Regions from separate parts of the Mus musculus genome. Here region 2 is linked to region 1. The links are chromatin loops, found by intact Hi-C in ENCODE. Cell type or tissue: gastrocnemius. All regions are shown on one strand.

Region 1 (8,000 bases):
GGGCAGGGGCCAAGTTGCCAGGGTCTGTTCTACCGCGTGGCTCCACAGGATGGAACATTGCTTCTCAGGCTTTGCAGCAGGTGCCTTAACTCGCTGAGCCAACACACAAGACTGCAATAAAAATATCTGGTGGATAATGTTTGATGTTGCAAACTGAGATTTAAGTTAGAATGAAATGTGGGGCTTCTTCCTAACGGGAAAGTGGGCACCCACAGACTCGGGTCTCCCCCTTCCCAGGAAGATGTTCAAGGTCTGCAGGCAGGCGGGGGAAAGAGATGTGGGGTGGTTCGGAGGCAGGGTACTGGCTTGCCTGGACTTGGGGTGATAAGTAGGGCAAGAAAGAAAGACACAGAATGAATGGCCACTACTGAGTACAAGAGTCACGTATGTGGCAGGGCAGGTGTCCGGAGGGAGTTCAAAACAACCAGGTTCGAGGCAGCTGTGATTCTCATGAGGGAATTGAAGCAGTCCGTTTCCTGGTTCTCTATCAGGAACTTAGGCATCAGCTCCCCCAGTGGCACTGACTGGTGGGGTGGGGGTGCCCACGAGCAGCCTCAGGGGGCAGCAGCTGGTGAGTGGGGAGGAATCTGTGTGCTCAGCAAACAGCAGCCTTCGTGCGCACGGGCTTCCTCCTCCCTCATCAATCAGCCACAGCCAAATGTCCCTGCATTCCCACCACCCCAAGGGGACTGGGGCTGGGCCAGGGTCCCCAGGGGAGTGAGAAGGGGATGGATGTGGGGAGCCGGGGTGGGGCTTCGGTTTCCACCCATTGGCCCGAGTTCTCTTTGGAAGCCCTCAGTTCTTCTTGTCATGGAATGACTCTTTCCTGGCTCATGCCACTGGAGGGGGGTGGCCTCAGCTACAAATCACCTGTGGGGGGGCTGCTGGTGGGGAAAGGGGGCAGAGAGATGAGTCAGGGTTGTTGAAGAATCCACTCTGGTTCTCACGGAACTGGTCCAGGGCAGGGTCAGCAGGGCGGTTGCTGGCACAGAGGCCCCGTCTCCCACACTGATCCCTCTCTCCTAATGGATACTCAGGTCAGCCAGTGGCGGGTAAGACCCTGACCCCTTGAACATCTGTCCTTCCAGCTTCTCCTAGCACCCACCTTATTCCCTGCTTCTCACGAAGATCTAGAGGTATGGCACCCACCTCATCCAAAGTTTGCTATTACCCACGGGGGTTGGAGGGTGGGGGTAGGGGGCTGTGACTTCTAGGTCTTAGCTTCTGGCTCCCTCTCCCTCTCAGCCCTTACACCCCTCAGGGACCCAGGCGTCCTGCCCACTCCCTTTACCATAGCAACCATTCTTCTTGGAGTTGCTTAAGACTTTAATATCATTTCATTAAGTCAGTAAGTTCAGAGAAGGTTGGGAGCACAAAGGGACTAGGACTGGGCCCAAAAGGACCAAGGTAGGGGGGAAGAAGGACCGAGGCCCCTCTTCTCCGTGGAGATGGCTCTGAGAAATCAAATATTGACAGTGGGAGAACAGACCTTATTAAATCTGGGACAGGGGTGTGTGTGGGTGACTGTGGGAATGGCCGGGTGCCTGGGTTCTGAGGGTGATAAGGCTCTGGGAGGAGAGAAACGCCTATAGTTGAGGTGGCCCAGGCTAAGGGACCGATCTCAGGGTACAACTGCTCAGTCCCTTTCCTTTGGGATGTGCTTAGACTTGCTACTCTGGTTGTTTCTCAGCTGTCCCCTACAGCCCCTAGGGACAAGCATCCCATCACAGCTGTGGCTGCGCCCCCCCCCTCCCTTTACCTCCACCTCTGCTGATGAGCTTCAGCGGCGTTTAATCGGATTGAGCAGTAATTAGCAAAGCAAGATGTTTGATTACCTATTTAGCATAATGTGGGGGGCTGGGATCCCTAGGCACAGCCACCGTTGAGAGGGGAGTCAGAAGAGAAAAAGGGTCTATGCAAAGTTCCTTTCCCTGAGGGATTTATGAACCTGCCCTTGAGGATCCCCATCCCAAGCCTCCCCACAAATTTTCAGTCCTTTGGGACTTTTCCCTCGGGATTCTGACCAGTCACATCACCCCTCTTTACCATCTGGCTGGAAGATTACCTATGAGTTCCATCCCAGCCCCGTGTACTGTGCAGCTGTTGGTTTTAGGGTGTGGCGCAGCCTCTTTCCTTCAGTCCCTGCTCTCTCAGCAACAGGAGTCTGGGCTGGGCCAAAGACCACACAAATCAGAGCTCAGAAACTCATCTTCAGGATAATGGCGGCAGCTAGATGTGGCAGCACACCCCCATAATTCCAGCACCCAAGAGGCAGAGGCAAGACTCAAAGTTTGAGAGTTTGAGGCCAGCTTGAGCTACATGGCGAACGGGGAAGGTGTTGGTATTGGTGTTGGTGTAAGTAAGAGAGGAATGGTCGATTATGGAAGTGGTGGCTTGGGTCAGGGTGTAGATAAATGCATTGGCTTCCAGGAGTACCAGGGACTGCCACTTCCGGCAGGACCAGACTGGCTAAATGAGACCTGTCAGGTGTGAAAATGGTAGAACTGAGGTGCCAGCGTCTCTTCATATCCAGCAAAGAAAATGTCATCAATTTAGCTCCTCATGGAAATGTAATCAGTGGGCTCGCTGCTGGCTTTGTCTTAATTAGGCACTATTGATGGAAGCAGGGAGGGCGCCTCCCTATTCCCATGATTCTGCTTCCTCGTGGCATTTCCCACGTCTCCCCAAAGCGTCTTGCGACCTCGGGTACAGCTGTCTTTTCCACCTTCCAGCCACCAGGACACGCAGCGCCCCCTAGCACCCACTCAGTTCTGCCCCTCCAATGATCTCCAAGCTGCTCTGGGACGCAGCCTTTGTTCTTATGGAGAGCAAAGCTCCTCCCAGGCCGGGTCACCTTCCCCAGGGGAGTCCCCGCCTCTCGTTTGCCCCCCAAACCAGCAACGCTTTTCAAAGCCAATCCTCAGATTAAAAAAAAAAAAAAAATTCCAGTTCCAGCCTTCACCCGTTCCCCCCCGCCCCCGCCCCGTGCCTCCCAGCAATCCTAGACCCCAATCCGGGCTAAGAAGCGGGAGCAGCGGGAGGGCAGGGGTGCTCCAGCCCCGGTTTTTCCCCTGGACCCAGCTGCAGCCCTGGCTGTTTGGAAATCCTGGAGAGTTTTCTAGAAGGTGAACGAGTCTCGCAGGCGGGACCCCGAGCGCCACCTGCTGGACCCGTGCAGGCCGGAGCCCACACACCTGGGGGCCGGGGTCGGGCGTTTGGGTCCCCCTGTCTTTTCCACATCCTGCGAGACCGTGTCTCATTGTTTTCAGTCCCAGCTCTTCCAGCATAGTCCTCAAATCCAGGCGGGAGCCGTCCCCCGCACCTTCGGCTCCCAGATTTAGTAGCTCTCGAAACCCTAGCCGCGCCCCCCCTTGCCCTTTAGTCTCAGATCCACGCGGGAAAGACTCTCGTGGGGTGGGGCCGCGGAGCAGTGCGCCTGCGCAGTGTCCGCAGACCCGCCACTTACTCTCCCGGCCCCGAGTTGCCATGGCGACGCGTGCATGCAGGCGCGGGCCTGGGAGGGCCACGCGGGGCAGCTTCTTGGTTGGTGTGACCCAACCGTCTGTCTAGGGAGGAGAGGGTCGACCTTGTGAGGTGTGTGTCGGGACAGAGGGAAGGAAAGAATGCTGGGGAGAAGGGGGCAGCTGTAGGGGAGGAGCAGCAGCCGAGCTGGGGTGGTTGTAGGGGGAGAGGGGAGCAAGGAACATTTGTGACTGGGAAGAAGAAGGGCAATTCGGGGTGCAGTGAAGGGGGAACAGTTGTGTGGGCAAGAAGTTGTGAGGGAGACTGCCTACTGGTGACCAGTTTGAGGAGCAAGCGGGCCCTGAGGTATTTCCAGTAACCCCAGTGAGCCCCAGGCTGGAACAGTGTCTCCCGGTGTCTGCAGTGTGGTTTCTGTCTCCAGAGGCTCCAGTGTGAGGCTTAGGGGAGCTAGATGCTTCCCCCTGAGGCTGATGGAGGAAACCGCGCTCTTGTAGTTGGTTTTATTGATTTGTTGGCCTAACAGAACGTTTTTCCTTGGAGCAAAGTACAAATCCTTCAAGTTTGAAATTCATAACCCGGTGATCAATGCCTGTGGCAGCCTGTGGGGATGAGGCAAGGCAGCCACAGGTGGCTGCCAGGCTCTTGAGGAGGAAGAGGGAGCGCCCAGCATTCTACAGTGTGTTCAGGAGATTCTGTGCTCCTGACTTAGTTGCTTTTTTTTTTTTTTTTTGCCCACTGGGTCTTCCTCATGTCCTCAGTTTCTTTTTTTTCACCATTGCATAATTTGACATTCATTACTGGGTGGCTTTTGTCCTTCTTGGTTGTTCCTAAGGACATTTGGAATCTGGTGATCCTGAAATTGTGTACTTAGCATAGACTCAACCAACAGGCCTAAGAAACCACAGTCCACACTAACCAGGCTCCCCACCTCTAAGCAATTAAAGACTAAAGAGACTTGTGCACACGGTCTTTGTTTAAGGCTGCTGAGATCTCAGTGTGGTGGGAAGAACATTTTTTTTTTTAAGTGAGGAGGAGAGGAGCTACATAGGAAAATCATCTGGGTTTGCCTCAGTGACTTGACACAGTAACAGCGACGATGGTGGCAATCACCGGGACTGTGCCTTCTCTTATTCAGGAGACTGCAGGATAGTGTAGCTGAAGGCCTGGGTGAACATAGACGTTTTCCATAACCTCCCTTAGTGCGGTTTCTGATATATATATATGTGTGTGTGTATGTGTGTATGTGTATGTATGTGTGTGTGTGTATATATATATATATATATTTAATGTATATGTACATATATATGTATGCAAACGTGTGTAGATACCCAAAGAAGGGAGTCAGATCACTAGGAACTGGAGTTACAGACAGTTGTGAGTCACCTGGTGCTGGGGAACCAAACTCTTGTGGTCCTGACGAGGAGAAAGCTATCTTTTCAGTTCCTGTGTCTGTTATTTGTTTATTCCTAATGGCTTATGAGACCTTGATTTCCCCTACTTGCAGTTTGTGTGTGTGTATGTGTGTGTGTGCATGCCGTGGTGTGTACTTGCAGGGCAGAGAACACTTGTGCATGTGCACTCTATACCACATGAACCCCAGGGATTGAACTCAGGCCCTTAGACTGGTTGGCAAGCACCTTAACGTTCTGAGCCCTCTAGCCTGCCCGGGGCTTTGACTTTTAATCTGATTCTGTGAAGAGTTTGGGTTATCCCAGGGAAGAAGAGAGGCCTCCATGGTCCCCCTCCCTTCTTAAATTGGGTGTTTGGAGCCTAACCCAGGGCCTTGTATACACATTCCAAGCAAGCACTTTACCACTGAGCTGTGACCCTTGGGAGCCAAGGTTCTATTGGGTATGCTCCGAGGGTACAGCAGGGTACCCCCAGAAAAGATGATCATCTAAGGTGTCCCACTCAAGTTTCTGAGTCCAGAGGGAACATGTGTACCTGGAGGCTGGGTTAGAGGTGGGATCTGGAGGTGGACTTCCTGCCCCCGTGTACCTGCAGGTTTTGCCTTCAAGATGGCTAGCAAAGCCGAGAAGAAGCGAAAAGTGGCTGGCCGGGGAGGCGCCCGGGCAGGCCGAGTTGTCCGAGCTCCTCAGTCCACTGCAGGCCCAGGAGCTACAGAGGCTTCCCTGCTCCCTGATGGTCAGGAGCCAGAGCCCGAGTCTGGCAAGGAGGACTCTGGTGAGTACTTGCTGGGACGGAGGGGACTTAGAAATGGACCGTGGGCAGAAGTAGAGAGGCTTTTGAGAGCTTTTTTTTTTTTTTTTCCTGAGACAGGGTCTCTCTGTGTAGCTCTGGGTGGTCTCAAACTGGCTAGGTACAGCAGGCGGGCCTGGCATTCATCAGGGATCTGCCTCCCTTTGCCTCACAAGCCCTGGGATTAAAGGGGGCACCACCATGCCCAACTCAGGAGTATCTTGGGGCTAGGGCGCAGGACCACGAAGCAGGACAGATGTGATAGTGTATCTAAGGCTTCCACAGAGCCTCCATCCTTCTCTTTTCTTTCCTCTTGATATGTGCACGTGCCTTCTTCCTGGTCAGCCCGCTATTTATTCTGTTTTTTAAAATCTCCCATCAGTGTACCAGGAATTCACCAGCCAGTTCTTTCTCTAGCCTCTTCCTTATTTCAAGTGTTTCTGGTTGTTCCCACCCCACTGTAGAGGGTTTGATCTCTTCCTTTTTCCTATTTTCACCCTGGGTGGCAAAACAAATAGTGTTTTTCTTCCATTAAGCCCATCACCATGGAGACCCAGCCTGCTTCGCCACCCTTTGATTCCTAAGCCCGGCTGATGCGTTCCACCATCTGTTGAAAGCTCCTGTGTTTTCTTCCTCAGCTTGGCAGAGACTTGGTAGATTGTGGAGGTTCAGGTTCAGGGTGACAGGAAAAGAAGCCTACATGGAGGGAACAAAGAGCTGCCTCTTGTGGAGTTGATCCTGGAGCCAGAGTGGTTGGAGGGGTTGGGGTCTTGGTTGCTGTCGGTTGCTTTCCCTTTAGATCCTGTCCAACGGCCTGAGGCTGTGAGCCAGGTGTAGACCTCACCTTTTAAAACGCGGGGCTTGTTGGTATTGCTAGTGTCCTGTAAGGATGAAGAGAAATAGAATCTTCTCCTGTTGACTTCTAAAATTTTATTTAATAAGTATTTTATTATTACTACTACTATTTTATTATATGTATAGTTGTTTTGCCTGAATGTTGGTCCGAGCACCCCATGCCATATATCTGGTGGAGGCCAGAACATCAGATTCCCCTGGGGCTCCAGTGTAGATGGTGAGCCCCCACTTGGCTGCTGAAATCAAACCTAGGTTCTCTGGAAGAGAAAGCAGTGCTCTTAACCATGAAATAATCTCTCCAGCCCCTAATTATTTAATTATCTTGTGGAGGGATGGGTGAGCCTGCTCATATCATGGTGCATATGTAGAGGTTGGAGGACAGCTTGTGGGAGTTGGTTCTTTCCTCTTAGCCCATGGGGTCCAGGGATCACACTCATGTGGTTGGGCTTGGTGATGAGTACCCTTATGTGCTCATCCATCCCCGTGTCTCTTTTTTCCTTTAGTGTTGAGGGCTCAACCCAAGGCCTCATGCATGTTAGGCGAGCGCTCTCCCACGGAGCTGTGTCCCCAGAGAGAATCCACTGTAATGGGATAGTGGGAATAGGCTTAGGGCTGTAGGTGTGCTAGCCACACACACACACACACACACACACACACACACACACACACACACACACACTCACTCACTCACTCACTCACACTGAGATGGAGTTTTCTTATATGTCCCAGGAGGGCTTTGAACTCTGGCTCTTGCTTTGAATTTTTGACCTTTCGTTTTCAGTCTCCCGAGTTGTGGGAGTGTAGACCTGCGCCTTTCCTGGCTCCTTACTGATGTTGCCCGTAAGGGTTAGGAGATGAAGTGCAGGTCTAGGGAAAGGCCCATGAACTCAGTCTAGGATCTATGTATAGCCTTTTAGAAACATGCAATATTATCATCTCTGATGTCTCATGTGCTCAGTTCAAAACAGTTTAAAATTGACTAGCTCCAAGAAGCCTGGTACCAGGAGCTAGGGCAGACAGCAGGGAAGGTGTTGTTTGGAGAACCTTCTGAGAAACAAAGAGAAAATGTTTCAAAATGGATGCACCAGTCTTCCTATACCACAGAAAACCGGTCCGTGTCCCCCCCCCCCCCCCCCCCCCCCGTCCTCTCCCCAGACAGGGTTTCTCTATGTAGTCCTGACTATCCTTGAACTTTCTCTGAACTATAGATCAGGCTGGCCTTGAACTCACAGAAATCTACCTGCTTCTGCCTCCAGAGTGCTGGAATTAAAGGGGTGTGTCACCACCCCTGGCTTTTTTTTTTTAAAGATTTATTTATTTTATGTATATGAATACACTGTAGCTATACAGATGGTTGTGAACCATGTGTGGTTGCTGGGAATTGAACTCAGGACTTCTGCTTGCTTTGGTCCCACTTGCTCCTGCCCCAAGATTTGTTATTTATTTATGTATTTATTTATTTA
Region 2 (8,000 bases), 68 kb before region 1:
CCCCACTGGTTTTCAGATAGTCTGAGCCACTGGGTGGATAGCTGCTAACTATGGAGAAGAGAGACTCTGTGGCCTTGCATTGGCGACTGCTTCTGCTGTTGCTACTACTGATGCCGCCTCCCACCCACCAGGGACGGGCCCTGAGACACATTGACCCTATCCAGGTGCAAGAAGGAGATAGAATTCTCAGCTTCTGTGTGCTTAAATGAGCTTCATCTTAGCCCTGCCTTTCCCCTTCCCCTTTCTCTCCTCCTCTGACCCTGGAACTGTACCTTTCTGTCTCTGAAATGTCTTTGGTCAGCTTTTTTTTTTTTTTTTTCCTGACAGAGTGCCCAGGACCCTCCTGCTAAGTACCTCAGCAATGGCCCAGGACAAGAGCCTGTCATGGTTATGACCATTGACCTCACCAAAATCAGCAAGTATGGGAGCCACTGGGCCTCTTAATCCAGTCCTCTGACCTCCTGTTCCCACCCCACCTGCTCTCTCCCTTCACCTATCCGTTTTCTCCCTGAATTCCTCTTCCCCCAACACTGGAAGCCCCCCACACCCCATATCCAGTCTTCCTTTCTGTGTCTTTCCAGACCCCATTCCTCCTTTGAGTTTCGAACCTGGGATCCAGAGGGAGTGATTTTTTATGGGGACACCAACACTGAAGATGACTGGTTCCTGCTGGGACTGCGAGCTGGCCAGCTTGAAATCCAGCTACACAATGCCTGGGCTCGGCTCACAGTAGGCTTTGGTCCTCGGCTGGACGATGGGAGATGGCACCCGGTAAGAGAACTCTGCCTTCGTGGGGAGGGGTCACCTTGATGTCATCTGGGGGAGAGCAGGAGTGTCCCTTCAGCCTGGTCGTCTGTCTCGGCGACACACAATCCCTGGGAAGTGGCTATTCTTGTCCTAGTTTCATCAGATGGGAATCCCAAGGCTGAGTCAGTATGTCAGTGACACAGTCTGAGTGAGCCAAGCACCCATGTTCCAGAGCATCTTCTTTCAGCTGTACTCGGCTGCCCGGAGACAGGGTCAGGACCCTCTCACTCTGCTTCTGACCACCTCCTGTAGGTGGAGCTGAAGATGAACGGGGATTCACTGCTGCTGTGGGTGGATGGGAAGGAGATGCTATGCCTGAGACAAATCTCTGCATCCCTGGCTGACCACTCCCAGCGCAGCATGAGGATTGCACTAGGGGGGCTCCTCCTCCCTACTTCCAAACTTCGGTTTCCGGTAACTATATCCCAGGGCTAAGCTGTGGAAATCTCAGTTCAGGTTTTAGGGAGAGGGAGGTCCATCCAGCAAAAGCTACATGGGGAAGAGCTAAACACTTATATTTCAGAGGAAATTTGCTATAGTTTTTGGGGCTCAGATGCCCTAATTCCACCTCCCAATAATTTCCTTTCCTTCCACTCCCACCCCCTTCAGCTCGTGCCTGCCCTGGACGGCTGTATTCGGCGAGATATCTGGCTGGGCCACCAGGCCCAGCTCTCAGCCTCTCCCCGCACTAGCCTGGGAAACTGTGATGTGGACCTGCAACCTGGACTGTTCTTCCCTCCAGGGACCCACGCAGAATTCAGTCTCCAAGGTGGACTTTTAAAAGTCTCTTTCTCCTCTATGGCCAGCTCTGCCTTCTGCTGTCTCTCTTTAACACTGTGCTCATCTCTCCATAAAACCCGTCTTAAGGCCTAAGAAGGATTCTCTCTCTCTCTCTCTCTCTCCCTCTCTCTCTCTCTCCCTCTCTCTCTCTCTCTAGACATTCCCCAGCCTCATGCAGACCCCTGGACCTTTTCTCTGGAGCTAGGATTTAAGCTGGTGGATGGCTCAGGACAACTCCTTGCTCTTGGAACAGGAACAAATTCTTCTTGGCTTAACATTCACCTCCAAAACCAAGTAAAGGGACAGGGTCGGATGCTGGCTGTATTTAGTGGATTATGGGAAAATGAGGCAAGGGGGGCTTTGAGGAGTAGAAAGGCTTAAGGGGAAATCCTGGGACATATCTTGTCATTGTCCACAGAATGCAAACAGCTTTTACCTAGAATGCATGTTTATTTCGGTCTGGAGATTTTTCACAGAAGGTCAAACCAGGAAACTGCATGGGAATATAGATCAGAGGCAAAATCACAGTAGCTAGTGGGACTGCAAGGCGGCTCGTTCTTTCCTGTCTTAATGCCCATCTCTGTCCCACCCATTGCAGAGCGTGGTTCTGTCTTCCGAGGCAGAACCTAAGGTAGTTTTACCCTTGGACGTGGGACTCCCTCTTCAGCTGACGCTGGATAGAGTCAAAGTGGTCTTGAGCCAAGGACCAAAGATGGAAGTCCTTTCTATGTCTCTTTTGAGACCTGCCTCCCTCTGGAGACTCTGGTCCCACCCTCAGGGCCATCTCTCCCTTGGGGCTTTACCAGGTAAGAGAAGGCCTTAGAAGTATGTTAGCTGAAGAAGAGAGAAGGTATTCTGAGGGGAACGAGATCACTGGGAGGAAAGAGAGGGGTGACTTGTGGGGTGTTGCTCAAGCACTGAGTGCCTGAGGCCTGTGGTTTTATAACTAGAAAATAAAAGTGGAATAGAAAGGGGGCAGGCTTGTGTGTGTGTGTGCGCGTGCACACACACACACACAATCAACAAACACTGGGGAGGCTCAGGCAGGAAGAGTGCATGTGCAAGGCTAGCCTGGGCTACATAGCAAAACTCAGTCTAAAAAAAGAAATCTTTAAAAGGGTGAGGAAATTATTGCGGAAATTCAGACTGTGGGGTGGGAGCTACGGGGTCTGAGCCATCCTGACGGTCTGCACCATCTTCCTCCTCTAGGAGAGAGTTCTTCTGCTTCCTTCTGCCTGAGTGACTTTTGGGTACAAGGACAGAGACTGGACATAGACCAGGCCCTGAGCAGAAGCCAGGACATCTGGACTCACAGCTGCCCCCAGAGACCTAGCAACGATACCCGCACCTCCCACTAGCCCCTTCTGAGAAGCAGACAAGGTGGTACACATCTTTAAAGCCAGGAGAGGTGAAGTTGGGAGAATCGGGACTTCAAGATTATCCTTGGCTACATAACATGTTTGAGACCAGCCCAGGCTACATGAAACCCTGTCTTTAAAAATAAAAAAAGAACTTTGGATGCAACTGATTTCATTTATTCAACAAATATTTGCTGTGCTCTGGTAGTGGACCAGACAGTGAGGCAAGCGGTGAGATGTATTGAAGAGCAAAACAGCCGTTCTTCCTTTGGATGCTCATGGAGCCACAGGAAAGGCGGGTTTGCTTCAAAGGGCAACAGATAGAAGGATAACTGGAAGATGTATGTGTGCGAAAGTGCACAGAGTCGACACGGCTACGACATAGCCAGGAAGGCAAGAGATTTTCCTGAGGATGTGGCGTCTTAGGCTGAGCCCCAGAAGCAGAGAAGCAGGAACAACGGACACACACACACACACACACACACCACTACTTTCTGGAAGCTGAGCGCCTACCTACCCTCTTCTTCAACACCCACACTCTGAGACTCCAGCTTCCCATCTCTCAAGTCGTATAGAAATTTGTTTCTCGCCGGGCATGGTGGCGCACGCCTTTAATACCAGCACTCGGGAGGCAGAGGCAGGCGGATTTCTGAGTTCGAGGCCAGCCTGATCTACAGAGTGAGTACCAGGACAGCCAGGGCTACAGAGAAACCCTGTCTCGAAAAACCAAAAAAAAAAAAAAAAAAAAAAAAAGAAAGAAAGTTGTTTCTCGGTCATTCCGGTCTTTGGCATGGCCACTGCTGTGCAGAGAAGGGGCAGCAGGGGGCGGAAGAGTGTCACACAGAGATAGGGCAGGAGTTCTGGGAAAGATTGGGAAGGAATAAAAAAGACCTCGGAGTGAAAAGCTTTCCTTGCCTGTGGGAGGCCCTGGGTTCAGTCTCCAGCATGGCCAAAACAGGAGACAAAAAGAGGGACGGAGGGGGTCAAAATAGCAACTCTCCTAGCTTCGTCTTTGTTGCTGTCCCAGAGGCGTTTGTATTTTTCCACTAAACAAACAAACAAAGTTTGTACTGGTTCCAACTGGAAAGAAAAGGCAGATTCAGAAAAAAATTCTGCCATCAAAGTGTTTCGGGAGGGATTGGGGCAGTTGTTCCCGCGGTAGAGTGCTTGTCTACCAGCGGGAAACCCATGGTAGGACCGTGCAACAAGGCGTAAAGTGGGCGTGGTGCGTGTAGGTGGAGAAGGACTTCCAGAAGTTCATGGCTATCCTCTAGAAGGAGGCCTTCCTGTACTGACATCGACCTGCAGGGTCTGTTTGTTTGGTTTTTGTGGTGCTGGGGATGGAACCAGAATGTGTACATGCTATGCCGCCCCCCCCCCCCACTCTCCCACTACCCGGATATCTGCAGCAGTCTGTTAAAAATCAAAACCGAATATGGTGGCCCTCACTCTCCAAGGGAACCTCAATGCCCAAGGCTCAGGCTCCAACTTTCAGCTCTTTTCGGATTCACTGTGTCCTAGCTGCCAAGGAGTCCTCGGGCTCCAGCCCTCCGTCCTGCCTCTGAGTCTCACTATGCAGCCCTTGCTGGTCTGGAACTTGAACTTGCTATGTAGACCATGCTGACCTCACATGAAGTCACAAAAATTCGCCTGACTCTGCCACAGGAGTGAGTGGACCGCTGTGCCCTTCCAGACCCAGTGAGAGTCCCAAGGCTCCAGCCTCCAATTTCTTTACTCTCTCTCTCTCTCTCTCTCTCTCTCTCTCTCTCTCTAAGTGATAAGAATAGAAGGTTTATTTTAAATTTATTTACTTATTTTTGTTGTGTCATCCATCCTACCTCCCATCCCTCACCTTCTGGCTGTCCTGAAACTCACTGTGTAAAACAGGCTGGCCTCAGATTCACAGAGATCCACCTGCCTCTGTTTCCTGGGTGCTGGGATCTAAGTCATACCTCCCCTCCGCCTCCATCTCCCCCATCTCTTTTTGAGAAAGGATTTCAAGTATTCCAGGCTGGCTTCAAACTGATATGTAGTCAAGGAAGACCTCGAATTGCCTCCCACCCATCCCTGCTCCTTCTGCCTCTAGCTCTTGAGTGCTGTAATTACAGGTGTGGGTAAACAAATTAGTTTTGTGGGGTACTAGAGAGAAACCCAGGGTTTCATGCATAGCAGACAAGCACTCAACCAACCACCAAGCTACATCCTCAGCTTCAGCCACCCAGTAACCCAAAGCCATGGGATCTCACTCCCTGGACCCACTATTCTCTTCCACAGAGATCAGCCAGGACCACCTTGATGACTCCAGACTGAGGAGGCCCTAGCAAAGCCCCTGTAGTGAAAGGCACAGAGCACACACCCCCAGCCTTGTTTTCCCCAACTTTGTTCCTGTAGGCTCTCCTCCACCCAGCCAGCAGTGTTGGCAGAAGAGTCTTCAGGAAATCTAGGGAGTCCAAATTCATTCTGATCTCTGGTTTGTGTTTAAGGTCAACTTTGGCCACCTGGGGCATGCTCATTCAACTGATAGATACTGTGTACCTACCACTGTTCTGGTTTCTGGACACTGGGGCCACTCTGGTCAAATGGACACATTCACAGTCCTTGGCAGGTGTGGCTCTCACAGTATGGTGGGAAGAGAACAGTTAACCCATATAGGAAATAAATAATGCCAGCCAATAGTGGGTGGCTCATGCCTGAAATCTCAGTCTTTGGGAGGCTAAGGCAAAAGGATAGCCTAGACTTTAGAGACCCTGCCTAAAAACTCAAAACAAACCAAAATAATACTTAGGTTGGTAGCTCAGTCTGTAATCCCAGCACTTGGGAGCAAGGATTTCAAAGGTCATCCTTAGCTACATAAATGGAAGTCTAATCTGGAGTACATGAGACCCTATCTCAAAAAACAAGGGGACTGAAGAGGTGGCTCAGAGGTTAAGAGCATTTGCTGTTTTTCCCAGAGGATTGAGATTCATTTCTCAGCACCCACGTGGTGGCTCACAGTGGTCTATGACTCCAGTTCCAAGGGACCCAACACCTCCTTTTAGCCTCTATGGGTACTGCACATACTTGGTGCATAGCCCTGCAGGCAAAAATATCTGTATACATTTTTTTTTTTAAATAAGGTTGGATGTGGTATGCATGCCTTTAATCCCACTACTTGGGAGGCAGAGGCAGGGGGATCCCTTGAGTTCAAGGCCAGTCTGGTCTAACTAAGCCAGCCAGAGCTACATAGTGAAAACTGTCTCAAAACAAAAACAAACAAAAACTAATAAAACAACTCCCCTAAAATGCACCATTTCAAAAGGTGACTATAGCCGGGCATGGTGGCACACACCTTTAATCCCAGCATTCCGGAGGCAGGGGCAGGCAGATTTCTGAGTTCAAGGCCAGCCTGGTCTACAGAGTTCCAGGATAGCCAGGGCTATACAGAGAAACCCTTCCTCGAAAAACCAAAAAAGAAAAAAAAAAAAAAAAGTAACTATAAAGGGAGTAAGAGCCAAGACTGGAGTAGAGGGAGGAAGGCAGAAACGTCCATGAAGTAATGTCACTGGAGTGGAGACCTAAGTAATGAGAGGTCACCCAGTGGATGTCTCAGGTGTTCGACCGCAGGGGATGGGTTGAAGAGTCTGAACAAAGGTGAGCATCCATCAAGGAGGGCTGAGTTCCGGGTGACTTTGTGTGCTCAGGCTGTTCCAGGGGCTCCTTCTCCTCCTCTGCCCCTACCCTGTGCTCTCCAGGACACTGTGCCCTCCACCTCTCTTCTGCTGCCTGCCCTAGATTCCAGGATTCCTGACCGCAGTCCAAGGCTGTCTACACTCTTTCATTAAGACTGACTTTGCTTTGACACAGACTTTGCCAAGCCCCCACCAAGGGCATCGACTGAGCCTGCTCAGCGTCCCTTGTCTTCTCCAGCACCCACCCCCCTCCAAAAGAAAACTTTCCAGATTTGGCAGCACATCCTGAAGCCATCAAGGCCTGGCCTACCCTACTGATTCCACCCTACCACGCTAGCCACTGCCTCTCTCCCCCTCCCTCCACCCCCTCCCTGCCCTCTGTCCCCCTCCTCTCTCTTCTCTCTCTCTCTTTCAGCTAACATTTATTAGCTGCAGACAGGATGCCAAGCACTGTGTTAGGTCATCCACAGAGATTCTAAGGATGAAGATGACCTGATAATGTCCCTGTAGTCCCTGAGTGTTTGAGAGAGATATGTATGTAAAATGCTATTTAAAACAAACAAACAACACAACTTTTTTTTTTTCTTTTGAAACAGTGTTTTATGTTGCCCAAGCTGGCTTCCTACTTTGTGCAGCTGAAGATGACCTGTGAATGCCTGATGCTACTGCCTCCACCCTTTGAGCACCGGAACTACTAGTGCCACCATGGCAAATGTAAGCATCTCCAGGACACAGTGCTTCCTAGGCAAACACTCTACCAACTGAATTACATTTCTAGGCGTCAGTATGCTTTCTTTATGTTTCTGCTTCTCCCCCCCACCACCCTAGGGGTTTTACTATATAGTTCTGGCTGGCCTGAGCTCACTAGATAGATCACCTCCGTGCCCCACTTTTATCTAGGATCATGGGTATGCTGAGAGAAGTGCTCTGACATCGAGATGCTATCCCAGCCCCTAACTGGGATAGCTAAAAGGAAAAACAAGTTCTGGTCCTGGTGGCACACACCTTTAATCCCAGCAATTGGGAGGCAGAGGCAGGCGGATTTCTGAGTTCGAGGCCAGCCTGGTCTACAGAGTGAGTTCCAGGACAGCCAGGACAGAGAAACCCTGTCTCAACAAACCAAAGTAAATAAATAAAGGAAGGAAGTAAGGAAGTGATATCTTCCCCACAACCCAGTGATATCTACAGGAAACCTAGATATTAATTTCATCAAGGTATATCAAAGGAATGAACTATATTACATTGTGTGAAATTGAACAAATGATTGTAACTGTCAGTCTCTACCATTTTTTTTAGACTGAGTTTAATTCTATAACTTTGGCTGTCCCAGAACTCACTAGATAAACCAGGCTGGTATTGAACTCACAGACATCTACATTACTCTGTC

Evidence for each region. Hi-C counts contacts between places; a loop is a spot of excess contacts. Peaks named below come from ENCODE experiments on the same cell type or tissue, not always from the same donor. Only the 100,000 strongest peaks of a DNase experiment are listed, where the experiment ranks them.
Region 2: it touches region 1 in a loop (10-fold over the local background); 16 of 42 quality-filtered maps call a loop at or near these places.

Annotation. Positions count from the first base shown.
Region 1 is chr11:69,542,044-69,550,043 of GRCm38, reverse strand. It overlaps Dnah2 (dynein, axonemal, heavy chain 2), which reads left to right and starts at 936. Exons shown (of 86, transcript NM_001081330.1): 1 at 936-1,052; 2 at 5,488-5,667. The coding sequence starts at 5,502. In gastrocnemius, CTCF peaks have their summits at 2,734 and 3,180 (motif pointing left); DNase peaks (open chromatin) are centred at 2,821, 3,168 and 3,421; H3K4me3 peaks cover 1,463 bases; H3K27ac peaks cover 1,238 bases.
Region 2 is chr11:69,609,913-69,617,912 of GRCm38, reverse strand. It overlaps Shbg (sex hormone binding globulin), which reads left to right and starts at 8. Exons shown (of 8, transcript NM_011367.2): 1 at 8-164; 2 at 328-419; 3 at 582-771; 4 at 1,060-1,221; 5 at 1,417-1,576; 6 at 1,745-1,881; 7 at 2,186-2,393; 8 at 2,797-3,097. The coding sequence starts at 51. The coding sequence ends at 2,945. In gastrocnemius, CTCF peaks have their summits at 1,050 (motif pointing right) and 3,766 (motif pointing right); DNase peaks (open chromatin) are centred at 3,772 and 6,811; H3K4me3 peaks cover 842 bases; H3K27ac peaks cover 1,315 bases.